Regions from separate parts of the Homo sapiens genome. Here region 2 is linked to region 1. Evidence: chromatin loops called from intact Hi-C (ENCODE). Cell type or tissue: endothelial cell of umbilical vein. All regions are shown on one strand. Links, peaks and the distances in the headings refer to the core of each region. The heading gives the core; the rest is flanking DNA.

Region 1 (10,135 bases), core at 699-8,698:
AGAGGTGGAGACAGGCTCAGAGAAGTCCTGCACGTTTCCTAAAGCCACACAGTTAGCAAGTAGCAGAGCCCCTCAAACAGCTCATCTTCTGGGAGGTAGTGGCTCTTGACCCTGAACAAGGTACTTTGGCTGTCTAAGCCTCAGTTTTCCTCATCCACAATTGGGGGCAGTAGCACCAAACATGATTATCTTCTGAGGCTTAAATGAATAAAAGGGGCTCTGAACAAATGTTGAGTCCCTCTTCTCTTCTTTCCCTCTGATTCCAGCATCCTGGCTCTCTCCAGACGCTGCCTTCAGGTTGAGAGGCTTCTTCATCAATGAGGACCCCCAGGCTGTATGGCAGTGCTTTTTGATCACTTCCTACAGATGCTCATTTAAGATGCCTCAGTTTCACCCACTTTCACTTGACTGTGAGCCCCCAGAAGACGAGCGGCTGTATTTCCCTCATCCCTTTAGCCCCATAGTTTCTACAATAGTGCTTTAGATTCTGCCACTAACCAACCAGGTAGACTCAAGAACCAGAATCATCCTTTTTGGCCTCATTTCCCTCACTTATTCCCTGTTTCTCTCCCACTGTTCTCCCCCTGTAGGTCAAGGCCATGTTCTAGGGGTCCTGGGATTCCTGTGACCCCACTCAGAAGGCTGGGGGATGGGGTAGAGTCTACAACAGAATGCTTTCCCCTCAGCCTGTAACCATCTGGGCACCAAAAGGGCTGAGCAGCCCTGCCCAATAAAAATATAATGCGAGCCATGTTCGTAGTTTTAGTTTCTAGTAAGCAGGAAAAACACTTCAAAAAACGGGTAAAAGGGATTTTTAATAATAATGTTTACCTAACCCAGTATTATCCTAAATATGACTTCAATATGTAATCAATATTTAAAAATTAATAATGAGATATTTTACATTCTGTTGGCTCATACCAGGTTTTTGAAATCTGGTGTGCATTTTACACTTACAGCACATCTCAGGAAAAGTCCCATTTCAGGTACTTAAAGCCGCCTGTGGTTAGTGGCTACCATGCTGAACCCCAAAGATGCAGGGGTCAGAAACAGCTTTCCTAGTCTATCCAATTGTTTCCAAGCCCTTTTTGGTCCACAATTTTTTTTTTTTTCCCGAGACAGGGTCTCACCCGGGCTGGTCTCAGACTAGTGGACTGAAGCAATCCCAAGTAGCTGGGATTGCAGGTAGGTGCCATTGCACCCCGCTAGAGGTCCAGAATTCTTGAGCCTACACTTGGCCATGTCCTTGGTCAATGGACAGCCTCCCCCAGACCCTCTCCCTCCCCTCTTCCATTTAACCCGTTGTCTTCCTCTCCTGAGATCCCATCTGCTCCTGGCCAGCACCTGGTGTGCTGTATCAGTCCCTGTCTGTTTTTCTAGCTAGGTTGCTGCATTTGGGAGGGGAGAAGGAGGCACTACCGATCCTGAGAGGAGGACTACTGTCAGGGCCGGACTAGTGTCAGGGCCGGAGAAGAGGCCCTCCAGCTGGGCTATGTTCCCTGAGACCATCTACAAACAATGGGATCTTTTACAGGGAAAAGAAGACTTCTTGTTAGTGCAGCTCCCACACTCATGGTGCTAAAAGACTTATGATTCCTCCCCAGGCTTGAGTTACAGTAAAATAACTTCTAGCCCTCACCTTTAGGAGGGATGGGGATGGATAAAACCCTCTGGACACGTTTTTCTCATTTTCACTCTCCAGAGACATCTGTGACTGCCTTGGGGTTACTCCTCTCCTCCCAGGTCAAGTTCACCTCAAGCAAATACATTGATCTTGGAATTCACTGAAGCCTGGAACCATCCCAACTCCCATTCTCCCCTCTGTATCTCAGGCCTAAAGCCTGGAAACTCCTGGGAACATTCAAGGGCCACACCCTGCCCAGTGCCTGCTTCCATCTACCTCTCCTTCCACCCATCTCCCCCCACTGACACCCAGACACCCAACAGGCGTGAAACTCGTCCCTCGCCATTGTTCTTGGCAGGCCTTCCTTGTATCCCCTAAAGAACACACCCCCACTTATTTTGCTCCTCACTTGTTAATCTTTTTGTGTATAATGGAAATAATAATAGAATCTACTTTGAGTGAATATGAGTATTAAAGGAGTTGATGTGTGCAAGCTGCTTAGAGTACATATACAGTGTGAATATAAGCACTTGTTCCATGATTCTCTTAACACTTTCATGAGATGGGTATTTTCCCCCTTTTTAGAAATGAGAAAACTGAGGCTGAGAGAAGTAAAATGACTTACTTGGGCTGATGGGTAGTAAGTGGCAGAGCTGGGACTCAATTCTCAGGCTTCTCTCCCTCATTTCAGGATTTGCCACATCATGTTAGGCAGCCTCACTGAAAATAGAATGAATGGTCCTTGCCCACAGGAAATCTAATCCAGTCAAGGAGACTGTACAAATGCATGGAAAATTCCTGAGATTGTTTGTATCCAGAGCTGTTTCATAACTGGGGGAATCAGGAGAAAAGGAGGCTGAGGAGTGTGATGGCAGTCTTGCTCTCTAAGAGGCTGTTGTCAGAGGGCTCTTGGCTGCCTGCTCCATGGCCTCCTGAATGGGGATCTCTGCCCACTGCCTACCCCCCACCAATGGGGCCTCAAATTGTTACCCCTGGTTTGATTGACTGCCAGGAAAGAAACAACAAAAAACTGGACTAGATTAGCAAGGCAGCATATGCTGCTCATGGGAAGTTAAACAATTGCACTTCTAAATAACAGCTCAACGTGGAACAGAAGAGATGTCACAAGGCAAGATATGATTAATTGCCAAATGAATTATTTAAATTGTAATTGCAGAGGAGTTCAGAGGAGTGCATGATTGCTGTGGGGCAGGAAAGGTCAGGAGAGGCCAGGCAGGAGGGCTATGTGAGCTGGGCCCACAGCGAGGGCAATGTTGGGCTGCAGAGCCTGGGCAAAAGCTATTCCTGAAAGGTAGAATGAGAAGGTACAGATGGGAGATGGTTTGACCCTGGTGCCAGGACCTCACAGGAGCTGAACTGCAGACAGACCTGCCTACCACAGGCATCTCCCCGATGACCCCTTTCTCCTCTTGGCCTTCCATCTGCTCTCTGACACTATGTGACCTGAGTTCTAATCCCCCACCTTTCTCTGGCCTAGTGGCCTCCTGTGCCTATGCATCAATTGCTCAGTCTGCACAGTGGGTTGAGAGGGCATGTTTTTCAACCAACATAAGAGAGAAAAAGCCTATCACTAGGCCTGGGTTGGAGAAATACAAAATCAGTAAGGTTTGCTACAACTCCATTACATTAAGGCTTATTTTGCAGGGGCTCAAATACACGTGAGACGGATTACATTTCTTGAAATGTAAGAGAGCGACATAAGCAGAAACTTAGCAGTGCCCCAGACCTGAGCCTGAATCCCTCTCTGTCCTGTAAATGCTGTGTAATCTTGGATAACTTGCTTAACTTTTCTGAGCCTGAGTTTTCTCATCTGTAATGTGGACTGGTGTATGGATATCTCATAGAGTTGCTTTCAGAATTGCCTGGGATAAGTCGCACCAAATGCCCAATCTAAGACTGGCCCATGATAGCTCCATAAATGGTAGTGGTGATTAGCAAAGAGCGGTCTAACAGATAACAGCTAAAATAGCTCTTCTGTTTTGCAGCCCCCTATGGACAGTGCCATAAAGCAAGTGTTAGCCTATCTATGCCCCAAATGACAGGGATACTGTATGGTTATATCTAGTGCAAGGGCTAGAAGATAAAACAAAATGATGGACAAGCATGCCAGGCCCATGGGGACAGGATCAGCTCATGGAGAGGAACAATGGCATGTTAGGGTGCCTGCAGCATGCTGGTGGAAGACAGAGACTTGAACCCAGGCCACAGGATGTGGTACTATGCAGCCATTATAATGGAATTAGGAAGACTATGCAGAGATGTGGGGAAATAGTATTTTATGAAAATGGCAGAATATGAAACGGTATACATACCCTAGTAGCAACTGAATAAATATGTTAAGGTAAATTGTTTTTTTTTTCGAGACAGAGTCTAACTCTATCTCCCAGGCTGGAGTGCAGGGGTACCATCTCGGCTCACTACAACCTCTGTCTCCTGGGTTCAAGTGATTCTCGTGGCTCAGCCTCCCAAGTGGCTGGGATTACAGGCACACACCACCACACCCAGCTAATTTTTGTATTTTTAGTAGAATAGAGATGAGACTCCCTGTGTTAGTCAGGCTGGTCTCCAACTCCTGGCCTCAGGTGATCCACCCACCTTGGCCTCCCAAAGTGCTGGGTTTACAGGCATAAGCCACCATGCCAGGTCAATTTTTTTAAAGAAAAGTAACAACAGTTGTGGAATTGGGCTAGTGTGACAGTGGGGAGAGGACTATTCTGTGCTTAACTTTCCCTTTAGTATGATTAGCTCTTAGACCTACATAGGTCCCCCACGAAAGGCAGCAGCTTCCCAGGGAGAAAGGGGGCTCTGTGCCTCTTCTCCCCATCAGACGTCTTGGAGGTTAAGGCTCCAGCGTGGCTGTGTATTTACAGAGGCGTCAACAGACACGTCCAGCGAACAAGCACAGGGTGGGCCGTCCGGGAGCCTTGTGCCGCCAGGAGGAAAGCCGCACCGAGGGCAGCAGGTAGGGAGAGGTGATCCGTGCTGGGCCCGGCAGGGGAGAGATGCTGGCGAAGGCAGGCACAGCACAGCACTGCGGGAGGATGTGGGTCAGAGGACAGCAGCGGGAGGCGAGCCTTTGGCTCAGTGGAAGAAAGAACTGTCAGGCATTCTGAACAATCGACAACAAGGAGAGTTCCAACTGAGGCTGGATGAGCTGTGGTCAGGGGCTGGGCCTGAGGAGGCGACGGAGGATGCCGGAAATGGGTAGAAGGTAAGCCAGGATCAGTGGTTCCCAAACCTGACTGCCCATCACAATCGACTGGAGGTGCTTGTGAAAATACAGATTCCTAGGGCTCTGCCCCAGACCCACTGAACCTCCAGCACTGGTACCAGAATCTGCCTGTTTGGGAACCTCTTGGGGATTCTCCGGAGGCCGACGACTGGGCTAGCCCTGGGAAGCGCAGGCTGACACTGCCCCTAGTGGCCTTTGGAGATACTGTGCTAGACTCAGAGCCTTTATGAGGAGCCGGGGAGGCTGTGCAGGCACCGGGCAGCTTGGGGCACAGGGCTCGGACTTAGCGCTCGCACGTGAAGCCCCTGCCACTCTCTCCCAGCTCCCTCCTCCCCCAGGGAGGCTCTGATGGCTGCCAAGAGGTAAATCGAGCAGAACCCCTCCCCGCCACTCCCTAAGGAGCAGTCCGATGCCTGCGCATCCTCCTGCCTCGGAGGGGCCTGAGCGGGTCAGGCTGGAGCACATTGGAGTCCAACGAACAAATCTCCATAATGAAGGTGTACAAGGAGTCCAGATTTCAGTGACAAACCAAATATCACATTTCTTTTTTTTTTTCTTTAAATTGACTCAAATACAAGTATGAGTCTTCATCCCCTCCAGCTTGAGAGAAATTTACCCTCAGTCACCATAAAATCTCTCACCCCAGATCTAATGCAAGCCCAGGCTTCAAAGAAGACCTCCTGGTGGTTCTGAAGTTAAACTCTCCGCCCCTCAACTTCTCACGGGGAAACAGAAGCGGCTACTCTAAGCATGGATGAATACCTGTAAGGCGTTTACCACAGTGCCAGGCACAAAGCACTCAATTACCGTTGCTGTTGATCTGTCTATACTGTCTGCTATTGAGACACCCGTTATCCTGCCCACGATGTCCTTCCAGGCCCACACAACTCCTAGGGCCTGGAACCTTCAGAAAGTAGCCAGAAGTCTCCTCTAAGCTCTTGCTTCTCCCCAATTTGCTTTCACCAGATAGTTCCCAGATCCTCACTCTCTCTCAACCCATTATGGGGAAACATCACTCTTTCCGTCTATCTCTCTCTTTCTCATTACCCTCAATGGCATTTGGCATAAGCTCTTCAATGTGTTTAGTTCTGCACCAAGGCATGGAGAACAGCTGCCTTTGAGCAACTTCCAAGGCTGCCAGACTGAAATGGGAGATGGAGAAAATATAGGGAGAATCAATGCCTGTTTCAGTGAATGGAGCTGGGATTCAAATCCAGGCATCCTGACTGCAGAGCCCTGAGTGTCCCCACCTACACACACCCTGTGTAACTCACAGAGCCTGCCAATGTGGGAAGGGCTGCTGGCACTGAGTATGGCCCCTCCCAGGCCTACTCCACTTTAATGGAGGCTCCAGTGGACAAATTCCTTAGCTCTGAGGAATGGCTCTCTCATGGTAAAGTCTGCAGACCTCGGGGAAGCGTGGCTAACAAATGTTGAGGAATGGAGCCTCTTGATGTCCCTCCAATCACACTCCGCAGGCTTCAGACCCACTATAACCCCATTCATTCCTTCATTCATTCAATCAGTCAAGTCAATACGATTTCTTCTCAGTGCCTGCTGGAGCCATGCAATGCTGCACAGACACCTTGAAGAGCCCTGGCAAAGTCTGAAGTCACAGAAGGCATGACTTAGAGGCTCCAGGATGGGCCAATGGGCCACTGAGGGTAGCGAGACTTAAAGGCATGATTTAGAGGCTCCAGGATGGGTCATTGGTTTTAATCCCTGGCTCCTGTCTTCCCCTTCACTTTGGCAGGCTGTAGGCTACCAGATCAGAAGGCAATGCCTTGAAGAAACCCTCCCAGCAGGGTTGCCAGAGTAAATATAGAACACCTGGTTAAATTTGAATTTCAGTGATAAATTTTTCAAGTTTATATCCCAAATACTGTACTGAATGGGAAATATCTATACCAAAGAAAGTATCTGCTATTTATCTGAAATTAAAATGTAACTGGGCTCCCTGTAGTTTTCTTTGCTACACCTGTCAACCTTACCTCCCTGGGGCATCCAGTCCTAATCTATGTTTCCCAGGAAGCCACCCAGGCTGCATTTTCCAAATTCTGTAGAGAGTGTTTACACATGTACAGCAGTGGCTGTGGCTCAGAGAGGATAACAAATGCTCCAAACCACAGAGGGCTTGTGCACAGAGTACAATCACAGCTAACACCTGGTACTTTCCAGGTCTTCAGATGGGCCAGGCGCTGACCTGTTTTACCCATATTCATTCATTTAATGTTTGCAATAACCCCATAAGGTCAATGCTATTACCATCCCCGCTTCAGAGATAAGGGACCCAAGGCATAGAGAATTAAGATCACACAGCTAGGCCGGGCACGGTGGCTCATGCCTGTAATCTCAATACTTTGGGAGGCTGAGGCGGGCAGATCACGAGTTCAGGAGATCAAGACCACCCTGGCCAACATGGTGAAACCCTGTCTTTACTAAAAATACAAAAATTAGCTGGGTATGATGGCGTACCCCTGTAGTCCCAGCTACTCAGGAGATTGAGGCAGGAGAATCACTTGAACCCGGGAGGTGGAGGGTGCAGTGAGCCAACATCAAGCCACTGAACTCCAGCCTGGTGACAGAGCAAGACTCAGTCTAAAAAAAAAAAAAAAGAAAAAAAAAATCACACAGCTAAAAAGGGCAAAGCCAGGCAGATCTGGGACATGAAGGCCACTCCTTAGCTTGCATACAGCCTTTATTTGTTTATTTATTTATTTATTTTGAGATGGAGTCTTGCTCTGTCGCCCAGGCTGGAGTGCAGTGGCACGATCTCAGCTCACAGCAAGCTCCGCCTCCTGGGTTCACGCCATTCTCCTGCCTCAGCCTCCCGAGTAGCTGGCACTACAGGCGCCCGCCACCATGCCTGGCTAATTTTTTTGTAGGTTTAGTAGAGACAGGGTTTCACCGTGTTAGACAGGATGGTCTCGATCTCCTGACCTTGTGATCCGCCCGCCTCGGCCTCCCAAAGTGCTGGTATTATAGGCGTGAGCCACTGCGCCCGGCCGCATACAGCCTTTATTTTTTTTAATAAGAACAGGCCTTGGACCTCCACTGAGGAGAAGATGGCACGAGGGCATGTGTTGGTATGGAGCTGCAGACAGGCTGTCCCATCAGGCCATTTTCCCTCTCAGCATCATGTGACACCACTGAATTGTGTATTCGTTCATACAAACACAGCTACATTTACATTAAAGTTGTGATGGCGCATTGGGCAGCTGCTGGCCCTGTCTGTCACAGGGAATGTGCATCCTGCGGCTCCACGGAGAAACCGGGATGTCACTTCTAGAACAAGTCCAGCTCCTGTGCTGGGATTCCTCCTCACACTCCTCAGGGCCCCTCTGTAAGGTTCACTCCCCTTCCGACACATTACACATTTTATTTGTAAGGATGTCTTTACAGCTTATCTCTTTCAATAAAAAGCAAGTCCTAAAGCAAGGAGCATACCTTCTATTTGACAAACTTTTTTTTTGGAGCATTTACTATGTACCAAGGCACAATGCTAGGCTATAAAAGGCTTGTCCCTATCCACGTGGAACTGACAACTTAGTGGTGGCCAGGGTGGGTGGGGAGAGACAATCAAAGAAACCAGCAGAACACACACAGTGGGTTCTAACAGGAGCACTGGGTACAGAGAGGAGGTGTGCAGCATGGACGTGAGGTAGGGGGAGCAGGCAGAGGGCCATGGTCCAGGACAGCTTTCCAGAAGGCAGGAGGGGAAGGACCTGCTGGATGGACATGTGTGATCCACGCTGGGACCTATGAGCTGCAGGGAGGAAGCAGAGACACAGCGGCAGGCAGCACTTTCAAGATGTTTTAGGAATGTTGCTGTGGTCTACATATCTCCCTCCAAGGAGTTCAAGAAAAGACAGTAACGAACTTGAGTCTTTTTGAAATGACACATTGGTTGTTAAACAGCGCACTGCTCAGAAACTGGACCATGAGCGTCCCGATGTTGCTTCATAAGCCACACATCTTTTGCCACCCACTCTGTTCCAGGTGCTGATGACACCAAGCTGGATGAGACACAGTCCCTGCCCACCTTACGCTCCACCTCTCACACCCCCAGCTCATCCAGCTTCCACCTTCAACTCCTTGCCTCACACGGAGGCTGGAGGAATTGCCCGAGGGGTGGGTGGTCACACGGTGTAGCAGGAGAGGGGATGATACTAGGAGGGGAAGCAGGGGAGGGGATGACAAGGACCCATGCCAACGGCAGCTCTGTCTCCTCCATTTCTACAACACTGTAGTGTTTGTTCACCTCAAGCCATCATCATTCTCCACGGAGGACTTGACAAGGCTGATTGCCACTGCTGGGCAGAGACAGAAGACCCAACTCAGAAGAAAAAGAGCTATCTGAGTCCCTAGTCTCCTGAGTGACCCAGCTGGGTAGAGCGTGACCCTCTCTATGCCCAGCTTCCAGGGGGTCCCGCAGTGTTTTCTTGGTTTCACTCCTTATGAGGCCAGCTGAAATGGTTTGGCTCTGTGTCCCCATTCAAATCTGATGTTGAATTGTAATCCCCATATGTCAGGGGAGGGGCCTGGTGGGAGATGATTGGATCATGGGGGCGGATTTCCCCCTTGCTGTTCTCATGATAGTGAGTGTGTTCTCATGAGATCTGATGGTTTAAAAGTGTGTGGCACTACCCTCCTCTCTCTCTTTCCTGCTCTGCCATGCTAAGACGTACTTGCTTCCTCTTTGCCTTTTGCCATGACTGTAAGTTTCCTGAGGCTTCGCAGTCATGCTTCCTGTTAGGTCCGAGGAATTTTGAATCAATTAAGTCTCTTTTCTTCATAAATTACCCAGTCTCAGGTAGTTCTTCATAGCAGTGTGAGAACGGACTAATACACCAGCACAGCTGGATTGCAATGTAGTCTGGTGATAGGACCATGGGCACTCTGCCCACCTATTCCCTAAACCCCACAGTGACAGTCGTCCAGGAAATTCAGCACACTCACCATCCTGCCCTGTTTCCTGACTTAGAGTCCTAGTCTCCAGTTAGAAACCATGTCTAGCAGTTGGGATCTGAGTCACTCAGGAACCTGCGCTTTATCCAGCAGATCCGAACCCAGGTCCCTATAGGTAAGCATGGCTGTGGGAGTGCTCCCCTCCTGTATCCCAGGGGTCTATATGTATTCATAATAGTGCTTTTGGCTGCAAATAATGCAAAGCATACTATAAAGATCTAAACAAATCAAGATTTATTTTTCTAACTTAACAGGAAGTCGAGGTGGGCGATTACTGCTGCTGCTGATCC
Region 2 (10,135 bases), core at 968-8,967, 190 kb after region 1:
TGGATCAATGGGGGCTGGAAGTTTGAGACTGGCCTCGGCAACATGGTGAGATCCTGTCTCCACAAAAAAATACAAAAATTAGCCAGGCGTGGTGGCACGTGCTTGTAGTCCTAGCCACAGGGGCTGAGGTGGGAGGATCACTTGAGCCTAGGAGGTCAAGGCTGTAGTAAATCAGGATTGCACGACTGCACTCCAGCCTGAGCAACAGGGTGAGACCTCATCTCAAGAGAAAAAAAAAAGAAAAGAAGAAAAGAAATTATATGTAATACAGTAATACGTGGTTTTGGACATAATGAAGCAATAAAAGTAAATATGTTAGTGCAGCATCCTATCTTTAAAATCAAGCACAGAAAGAATAATCTTAGGAATTCATTAAAGAAAACTTTAAAGCAGCATTTCAAATGTGTCCAGGAAACTAGAAGCCATCACCTCAAGAGAACTCTCTCTTTAGTCTACTCCCACAGTATTTTATTGACTTGCCACAAGCATTTACTATTTATTTTCTACCTTGAATTTAAGTTATTTATCCTCCAATCGAGTATTCCTCAGGTATATCAGGTAAACAGGAATACCCACTAGGTATCAAGTAAACTATCCAGTGCTAGAAGTACAAAGATGAAGAAGTATTCTTGCCAAAGATGTGAACACTTCTCCCTGACCACCATCCCCAGAGGGTTCTCCCTCACTTACTTACTGCATAAGCTCTTTAAGGACCCTTTGACACCTTGCCAGCAAATCTAAAAAAGTACCTGCCTCTGCATCCACTCTCTTCTTGTTTCCTTATATTACCCAGAAGGCAGCAGCCTCCCTTCTAATTAAGGCAAAAAGTCTTACTTTGCTTCAGATCCAATCCCATCTGTAAGATCTCATGATCTAATCCAACAGATTATCTCCTTTCCCCTTTGGATTGCATGGCAATACACTCTCTCATCCTCCTTTCCAATTTTCTCAGTGTGCTTTACTAGTTCCTCTGTAGCTACCAAGTCTTCAAATGTTAGTCAGTGTTCTATATATCTACAACTATGGTGTCAATTACTAGCTGCAAAAGTTTCCAAATTCACAGCCCTCACCTCATCTCTGTATAACCAGAAAATTTATGTCAAATGTTAGATATCCCCCACGAACCCTGTTGCTACTTGAACAAGCTCCTCCTCCAGTATCCCCATCTCTGTAAATGATACCCATATTTTCCCTGCCCAGCTGCTCCAACCAAAACCTTAGAAGTTATTTCCCTCTGCTTCAAGGTCAACATCAAATCAATCACGAAGTTCTGGCTACCCTAGTTCTTATACATTCTTAAATACTTCTTCTGCCTTGCCCCACAGACCTCCCAGAACCTACATACTGTATCTCCCTATTGCCACTTGTGCTGCCTTTTTTTTTTTTTTTTAACTTTTTTTTTTAAATTAAAAACTCTGCCAGCCAGGCACGGTGGCTAACACCTGTAATCCCAGCACTTTGGGAGGCCGAGGTGGGTGGATCCCTGAGGTCAGGAGTTCGAGACCAGCCTGGCCAACATGGCGAAACCCCGTCTCTACTAAAAATACAAAAATCAGCTGGCTGTGGTGGCACTTGCCTGTAATCCCAGCCACTCGGGAGGCTGAGGCAGGAGAATCACTTGAACTCAGAAGGCAGAGGTTGCAGTGAGCCAAGACCGCACCACTGCACTCCAGCCTGAGCAACAGAGCAAGACTCCATTTCAAAAAAAATAAAACAAAAAAACCTCTGTCATCCAGACTGGAGTGTAGTAGTGCCATCATAGCTCACTGTAACCTTGAGCTCCTGGGCTCAAGAGATCCTTCCACCTCACCCTCCTCATTAGGACTACAGGTGCACACCACAGGCCTGGCTAATTTTTGATTTTTTTATTTTTGTAGAAATGAGGTCTTGCTATGCTTCCCAGGCTGGTTTTGAACTCTTGGCCTCAAGCAATCCTCCTGTCTCTGCCTCTCAAAGCAATGGTATTATGGGCATGAGCTCCCATGTGCAACCACTCCTGCTTCTGTCCAATTCTTCTCCATACTGTACACTGTAAATACTTTCAAAGCACTTAAAACACTTTATTCTAGATATTGACTGACAGAGTTTGGATATTTGTACCTGCCCAAATCTCATATTGAACTTGTAATCCATAATGCTGGAGGTAGGGCCTGATGGGAGGTGACTGAATCATGGAGATGAATCCCTCATGGCTTGGTGCTATCTTCATGATAGTGAATTCTCGCAAGATCTGGTCATTTTAAAAATGTGTGGTACCTCCCCCCTCACTCTCTCTCACTTGCCCCTCCTTTAGCTATGTGACTTGCCTGCTCCCACTTCACCTTCCACCATGATGATGAGGCCTCCCTAGAAACTGAGCAGATGCCAGCACCATGTTTCCTGCAAAGCCTGCAGAACCGTAAACCAATTAAACCTCTTCTCTTTATAAATTACCCAGTCTCGGGTATTTCTTTATAGCAAGGCGAGAACAGCCTAGTATACTCGCTTAACCGTCTGTGTCCTCACTACCATGTACATCACTCTTACACTCTCAGCACTTAAACTGTTTGACATGAATAGGTATGATTTTGAAAAAAATTAAGCATAAAAATATTCTAGACAAATATACGTGAATATATAACTGATCTTAGGATCACAGAAAGATTTTCTAAATAAAATGGCTAGAATTTGGTTTTAAAAAGTCTTAAGAATGTATGGCAACTGCCTCCTGAGGAAGGTTATTCTACCTCAGCACACTGCTGACTACAAAGATCTTCCTTATATTAACCTTAAAATGTGGCTTCTAGACGTAAGTTCTACTTTTATTTCTTGGATACCAAACACTGGTTTGTGACAAACCTTCACAAGTCTACTAAAATTTTAAATGCTAACCTAATTAATGCTTGTTTTGTGGATATGTGTAAAATTATTTCAGCTTATGGCTTCACTCTGTACTACTGACAAGCCTCTAATAAAGGCAAGGGAAAATAAACAGGAAAACCAAGTCGAGATTAGAAGAAGAAAATTTTAGGGTAGAAGTTATGAGGGTGGGAATACATGTAGTGACTTTCAAAGTTTAAGCTTAGATTGTTTGTGTTTCCTTTTTAACCTTTATTTTGAATCATGTATGTTTTGAATTACCATAGAAGTAGAAAACTCACCAACACTTGCTGACAATCTTGCATTCCTTTTTAAGTTGTTAACATGAATTTATATTTCTGTCACATGTCATTGGTAATTCACAAACTTCTTTTATAGCCTAAGGATTATTTCTTCAAAGGAATATTTTTCAACAAGCAAATATGTGGACATATATGGACAAATGCTAGAGTCCTACTTACTCTGGATCCTCTCCCAGCAGGTAAAACAAATTTTCATTCATTCATGCATTCATTTAACAAATATTTACAGACATAGGAATATGCAAGAAATAAGACAGGTAAGGCCCCTGCCTAGATGAATCTCTCAGCCTAAAACACAGCTTTAAAAATAACTGCTTTAAAAGACTGATCCCAGGCAAAATTTGGGAAGGAAATCCCTCCCTCTGCACTCCCATTCATCTCATTTCTCAACCAACCCCAGATGGTCAATAACGCTTAAGACAATAATGGAAATACCTTCTGACAAAAAGGGAAAGTACATTGGCAGTCTTAAAAATCATATCCATTCCTTAGAAAACAAGTCAATAATTATCTAGAGATGTCTTTTTAAGTATAAATTTAAAGCTCACAAGCACTCTACAATAAGGAACATATTAAAAGTTACCCTCAATCTGGATCCACATTTGCTGCAATTATAAATTGAAACTTAGCAAAAATGATCCTTGTAACTATCATAGAAACATAAAGTTTAATTTGAATAGTTTCAAACTATGGTAAAGTGACATCTAAGGTGCAGAATTATACGTCAAAAATTAGTATAAAAAATATTCATTATTTTGACCTCCTTATAGGAATAGGGATACACAGTGTCAGAACCTCAAAAGAATTAATTCCTCTTTTTCTTCTGGGTGTCTCAAAGGAAAAGTGTTTTCTGAAACTTTACAAAGTTTCAATAAATCCTTAAGTGAATAGAAGAGCACTAGAATTCAGGTACGCCTGTATCCAAATCTCAGTTCTGTCTATTATTGGCATTAGGTTTATCTTGGACAAGTTACAAAATTTCTATCTCAGTTTTTTTCATCTGTAAAATGAGGTTAATAGCAATATCTTGCTACCCAGGGTTGATACAAGGATTAAATGAATTAGGGAATTGATGTAAAATATTTATGATGTTGTCTAAAAATGAGTAGGTAACACACTCCACATTACCAGTACAGAGACTATTCTAGCATCAATGAATGCCACCATAGATAACTATTTTCTTCTTAGGAATTTACTAATGCTTGATACAACTCCATTCCAACAGTTTGAACAAACATAAGTAAAAATATTGAAAAACTCTCTAGAGGTAGAATGTTTAACAATTTTTACCATAACAATCTAGTTGTACAAAATTCAAACTCGGAATTCAAAAGACAACCATCACTACTAAGTATATTAAGTTTAAACTATACAGTTTCAAACTATTTCTCTCTGGTGGACACTGAACACCTAATAGAATAAAAAATGCAAAATATGCTATTATTGCTGTGTGTAAAAAGAATGCAATTAACTGTCTTCTTTCCTGTTCCTTGCCATTGCTAACCTAGGACCATCTTCTACTTATGAGAGTGAACTTCACTGTATGTCACCAATTCCGTACCTTGTCTATTGTTTAATAGTCGAGATACTGTCAAAGTAAACAAATGCTGCCACCTTGTGGACTGAAGGGTATGGTCTTAACTCCAAATAAGCAAAGGAAGAAAAATACGTTTCTGGTTCGGCCTTTTCTCTCAGATTATCACTGCAGTAAGTGACCAACATTATGTCATGCAATTTTACAGTAAGAATAATTATCTCTTCTACAAAGTAACAAAATAATGCACCAAATTCAACATTATCTGCCTTCTCAAATACTTGTTTAGGCCTCTTTGTTTGAGACAGAGTCTCATTCTGTTGCCCAGTGCAGTGATCTCAGCTCACTGCAACCTCTGCCCCTTAGGTTCAAGCTATTCTCCTGTCTCAGCATCCCAAGTAGCTGGGATTACAGGCATACGCCACCATGCCTGGCTAATTTTTGTATTTTTAGTAGAGATGGAGATTCACCATGCTGGCCAGGCTGGTCTGGAACTCCTGGCCTCAAGTGATCTGCCTGCCTCGGCCCCGCAAAGTGCTGGGATTACAGGTGTGAGCCACCTCACCTGGCCTCTTTATTCCTCTTTCTGAAAGAAATTAATTAAATTTCCTTTTTTGGGAGGAATTAGAAGGCGTTGAAGTAAATTTATTATCAATGATGTGTTTGAATATAAGAAAGTAAGAAAAGCAAAAAATCAACAGAGCTGTGAGAGTTTTTCACACCTTCATTTCTTTGGCCATATCATCCTTTCTTGCTAGTCTTCATCTCTCATGCCTAAGAAACTTTAAAATTGGAATTTTTTCTTTAAAAAACATTAATTTGGTGTAATTAATAGAAAAAAAACGAATGTAGCATGCAAGACGGCCCAACCAGAGGTATCTTAAAAATTTCTTATATTAGTCTAAATGTTTTAATCTAACCACAATTTGTAAGTATTTCCAAACTAAGATCTTGTTTAGGTCTTCCTAAGAATGTATTTCTGCCTCAGAATGCACAATGTTTTCACATAAATGTCAGTATGATTAGGGTTTATTAGCAATTGTAAAAAATTCAACACTACATTAAATCAAGCTTTAAAAAAGCAATAATGAAACCATCTCTTCCCCAAAATCAAGCTAAAATGGCTTTCAGGAATGAAAAAAAAAAAAAAAGATTATTACTCTTTGTATAGTCACATAACTACAGGTAAGTGCATACATATCAGGTCAATATTATAAATAAACTTTGATACTTATTTTTGCCATTTCACATTCAATCTACATTTCTGAAGTCCTTAAAAGCATAGTATACATTCTTAACATAGTTAAGAATTTAAGTAAGAATGCTAATATGTTGCTCCAAAGTAAACTGTTTCATAAACTATTCTTTTATTTCTTATCTATAAGGGCCCTAAAATAAGATTGTGAGCTCTCCTGAATCCAAGTAACACGTCTGGCCTGTTCATGACTATATGCCTAGTCTGGCCTAGCCTGCACTACGTTATCAATGATTTTTTGTTAATTAAATTATGTAATAAAATGCACCCCATAATCTGCTGCATTTTCAAATTTTACTCAGTCAAGTGCCAACATACAGAAAAATAAAGGAATGTATGATTTTTGTCTTACTCATTACTGAGTTAAACAGCTGACAGAATACAATAAAAGATCTCCTCCAATAGTTTCTTTAGCTAATGGCTTAAATTTTAAGATCTTCATATACATAATAAATTCAAATCTTAGTCCTGTAAATGAAAAGCATGTTAAGTTTTAGCAATATTTGACACGTTAAAACTTACCAAATTCCCGATATGCCTCAAAAAACATCTTTTTAGGGTTATTCGTTCTAAGAGATTTGAACACAAAGTAGCAATTTGATTATACCAAGGAATTACTGTTAATTTGCTTAGATGTGATACAGCCCTGTGGTTTAACAATGTCCATTTTAAGAGATGCAGATAAGTTTCTGAGATTTGCTTTAAAATACTTAAGCATATACACACCCAACACTGGAGCACCCAGATTCATAAAACAAGTTATTCTCGGCTTACAAGAAGACTTAGCCACACAATAATAGTGGGGGACCTCAGGCTGGGTGCGGTGGCTCATGCCTGTAATACCAGTAGTTTGGGAGGCCGAGGCAGGTGGATCAAGAGGTCAGGAGTTCGAGACCAGCCTGGCCAACATAATGAAACCTAGTCTCTACTAAAAATACAAAAATTAGCCAGGCATGGTGGTGGGCACCTGTAATCCCAGCTACTGAAGAGGCTGAGGCAGGAAAATCGCTTGAACCTGGGAGGTGGAGGTTGCAGTGAGCCAAGATCATGCCATTGCACTCCAGCCTGGGTAACAAGCGCAAAACTCCATCTCAAAAAAAAAAAAAAAAAAAATAGTAGGGGACTTCAATACCCCACTCACACCATTAGACAGATCATGGAGGCAGAACACTAACGAAATTCTGGACTTAAACTCTACACTTGACCAACTGGATACACATTGACACAGAGTACTACACCCAACAACCACAGAATATACAAACTCCTCATCTGTACATGGAACATGTTTTAAGATAGACCACATGCTTGGCCATAAAGCAAGTCTCAATAAATTAAAAAAAAATCATAATCACACCAAGCATAACTCTTGGACCACAGTGAATAAACATAGAAATCAATATCAAGAAGATCTCTCAAAACTACACAAAAACATTAAAATTAAACAATTTGCTTCTGAATAACTCTTGGATGAACAAAGAAATTAAGGCAGGAATAACAAAATTCTTTGAAATTAATGAAAATAGAGATACAATTTACCAAAATCTTTGGATGCAGCTAAAGCAGTGTAGAGAGGAAAATTTATAGCACTAAAAATGCCTTCATCAAGAGGTTAGGAAGATCTCAAATTAATGACCTTACATCACATGTAGAGGAACTAGAAGAAAAAGAACAATCTAATCCCAAAGCTAGTAGAAGAAAAAACTAAAATCAGAGAAGAGCTGAATGAAATTGAGACCCAAAAGTCCATACAAAAGATAAATAAGACCAAGAGTTGGTTCTTCAAAAGAATAAGCAAGACTGATAAACCACTAACAAGATTAACAAAGAAAAAAAAAGAGAAGATCAAAATAAGTGCAATCAGAAATGACAAAGATGACGTTACAACCAATACCACAGAAATACAAAAGATTCTCAGAGATTATTATGAACATCTCTATGCACAGACTAGAAAATCTAGAGGAAATGGATAAATTCTTGGAAACACACAACCTCCCAAGATTCAAACAATAAGAAAGTGAAAATCTGAACTGACCAGTAACAAGTTCAGAAATTGAATCAGTAATTTAAACAAAACAAAACAAAAAACTACCAACCAAAAAGAGCCCTGGACCAGATGATTCACAGACAAGTTCTAATAGAGGTACAAAGAATTGATACCAATCCTGCTGAAACTTCCAAAAAATCAAGGAGGGGCTTCTCCCTAATTTATTCTATGAATCCAGCATCATCCTGATACCAAAATCTGGCAGAGACACAATGATAAAAGAAAACTTTGGGCAAATATCCCTCATAAACACAGATACAAAAATCCTCGACAAAATACTCTGTATTTGTTCAGCTTACAAAATACTTGTAAGCTGAATCCAGGAGCACATCAAAAGTTAATTTGCCACAATCAAGTATGCTTTATTCCTGCAATGCAAGGCTTGATTCAAAATATGCAAATCAATAAATGTGATTTACCACATAAATAGAATAAAAAACAAAAAACATATGATCATCTCAACAGATGCAGAAAAAGTCTTTGATAAAATCCAACATCCCGTCATGATAACAACCCTTAACAGACTAGGAATCAAAAGAACATAACCCAAAATAGTAAGAGTCATCTATGACAAACCCACAGCCAACTTAATAGTGAATGGGCAAAAGCTGAAACCATTCCCTTTGACAATTAAAACAAGACAAGGATGCCCACTTTCACCACTCCTATTCAACATTATACTGAAGGTCCTAACCAGAGCAATCTGTCAATAGTAAGAAATAAATGGCATCCAAATAGGAAAAGATTAAGTCAAATTATCTCTCTTCACTGACAGTATGATTCTATACACAGAAAACCCTAAAGACTCTGCCAAAAGGCTCCTGGAACTGATAGACAAATTCAGCAAAGTTTCAGAATACAAAATCGATGTACAAAACTTGGTAGCATTTCCATATACTAATAACATTCTAGCTGAGAAAGAAATAAAAAACACAATCTTATTTACAATAGCCACAAAGAAAATAACTAGGAACTCATCTAAGCAAGGAGGTGAAAAATCTCTACAATGAGAACACAAAGCCCTGCTGAAAGAAATCGAAGATGACACAAATAAATGGAAAATCCTTCCATAAGCATGATTTGGAAGAATCGATATTGCTAAAATGGCAATATTGTTCAAAGCAATTTACAGATCCAATGTTATCCTTAAAATACCAACGTCATTTTTCACAGAATTAGAAAAAAACTATTCTAAAATTCACATGGAACAAAAAAAGAGCTTGAATGGCCAAAGCAGTCCTAAGCAAAATGAACATACCTGGAGGCATCACACTACCCAACTTCAATTTATACTATCAGGCTACAATAACCAAAACAGTATGGCACTGGTAGGTACAAAAACAGACATAAGACCAATGGAATAGAATACAGAACCCAGGCATAAAGCTGTAAACCTACACCATCTGATCTTTGACAAAATCAACAAAAACAAGCAATGGGGAAAGGACTCCCTATTCAATCAATGGTGCTTGGATAACTAGCTAGCCATGTGCAGAAGAATAAAACTGGACCACTACTTTTCACCATATACAATAACTCAAGATCAATCAAAACTTAAGTCTAAGACCTCAAACTATAAAAATCCTAGAAGGAAAGCTAGGAAATATCCTTCATGACACAGGCTTTGGCAAATAATTTATGGCTAAGTCTTCAAAAGCAATTGCAAAAAAAAAAACAAAAATTGACAAGTGGGACCTAATTAAATTAAAGAGCTTCTGCATAGCAGAAGAAATTGCCAACAGAGTAAACAGACAGCCTAGGGAATGGGTGAAAGTATTTGCAAACTATGCATCTGACAAAGGCCTAATCTCTAAAATCTACAAGAAACTTAAAAAAAAATCAACCTGTGAAAAACAAAAAAATCCAATAAAAAATGAGAAGACACAGACACTTCTCAAAAGAAGACATACAAGTCGCCAACAAGCATATGAAAAAACACTCAGCATCACTAATCATCAGAGAAATAAAAATCAAAACCAGGATGAGATACCATCTCATAGCAGAATGGCAATTATTAAAAAGTCAAAAAATAACAGATACTGGCAAGGCTGTGAAGAAAAGGGAATGCTTACATGCTGTTGCTAGGAATGCAAACTAGATCAACCACTATGGAAAGCAGTTTGGAGATTTGTCATGTAAGT

What was found. A loop is a pair of places that touch in the nucleus more often than their neighbours do. Peaks named below come from ENCODE experiments on the same cell type or tissue, not always from the same donor. Only the 100,000 strongest peaks of a DNase experiment are listed, where the experiment ranks them.
Region 2: a loop joins it to region 1, with 10 times the contacts of the local background. A loop is called at or near these places in 7 of 110 quality-filtered maps.

The regions. Positions count from the first base shown.
Region 1 is chr1:175,883,070-175,893,204 of GRCh38, forward strand. LOC124904458 (a long non-coding RNA gene) reads right to left here and starts at 3,667. Exons shown (of 2, transcript XR_007066743.1): 1 at 2,250-3,667. In endothelial cell of umbilical vein, for the core only: a CTCF peak has its summit at 5,065; a DNase peak (open chromatin) is centred at 5,062.
Region 2 is chr1:176,068,961-176,079,095 of GRCh38, forward strand. The region is part of intron 11 of COP1 (COP1 E3 ubiquitin ligase); the gene reads right to left. Among named protein-coding and RNA genes, the nearest start is that of MIR1843, 110 kb to the left of the region's middle. In endothelial cell of umbilical vein, for the core only: a CTCF peak has its summit at 4,796 (motif pointing left); a DNase peak (open chromatin) is centred at 4,761.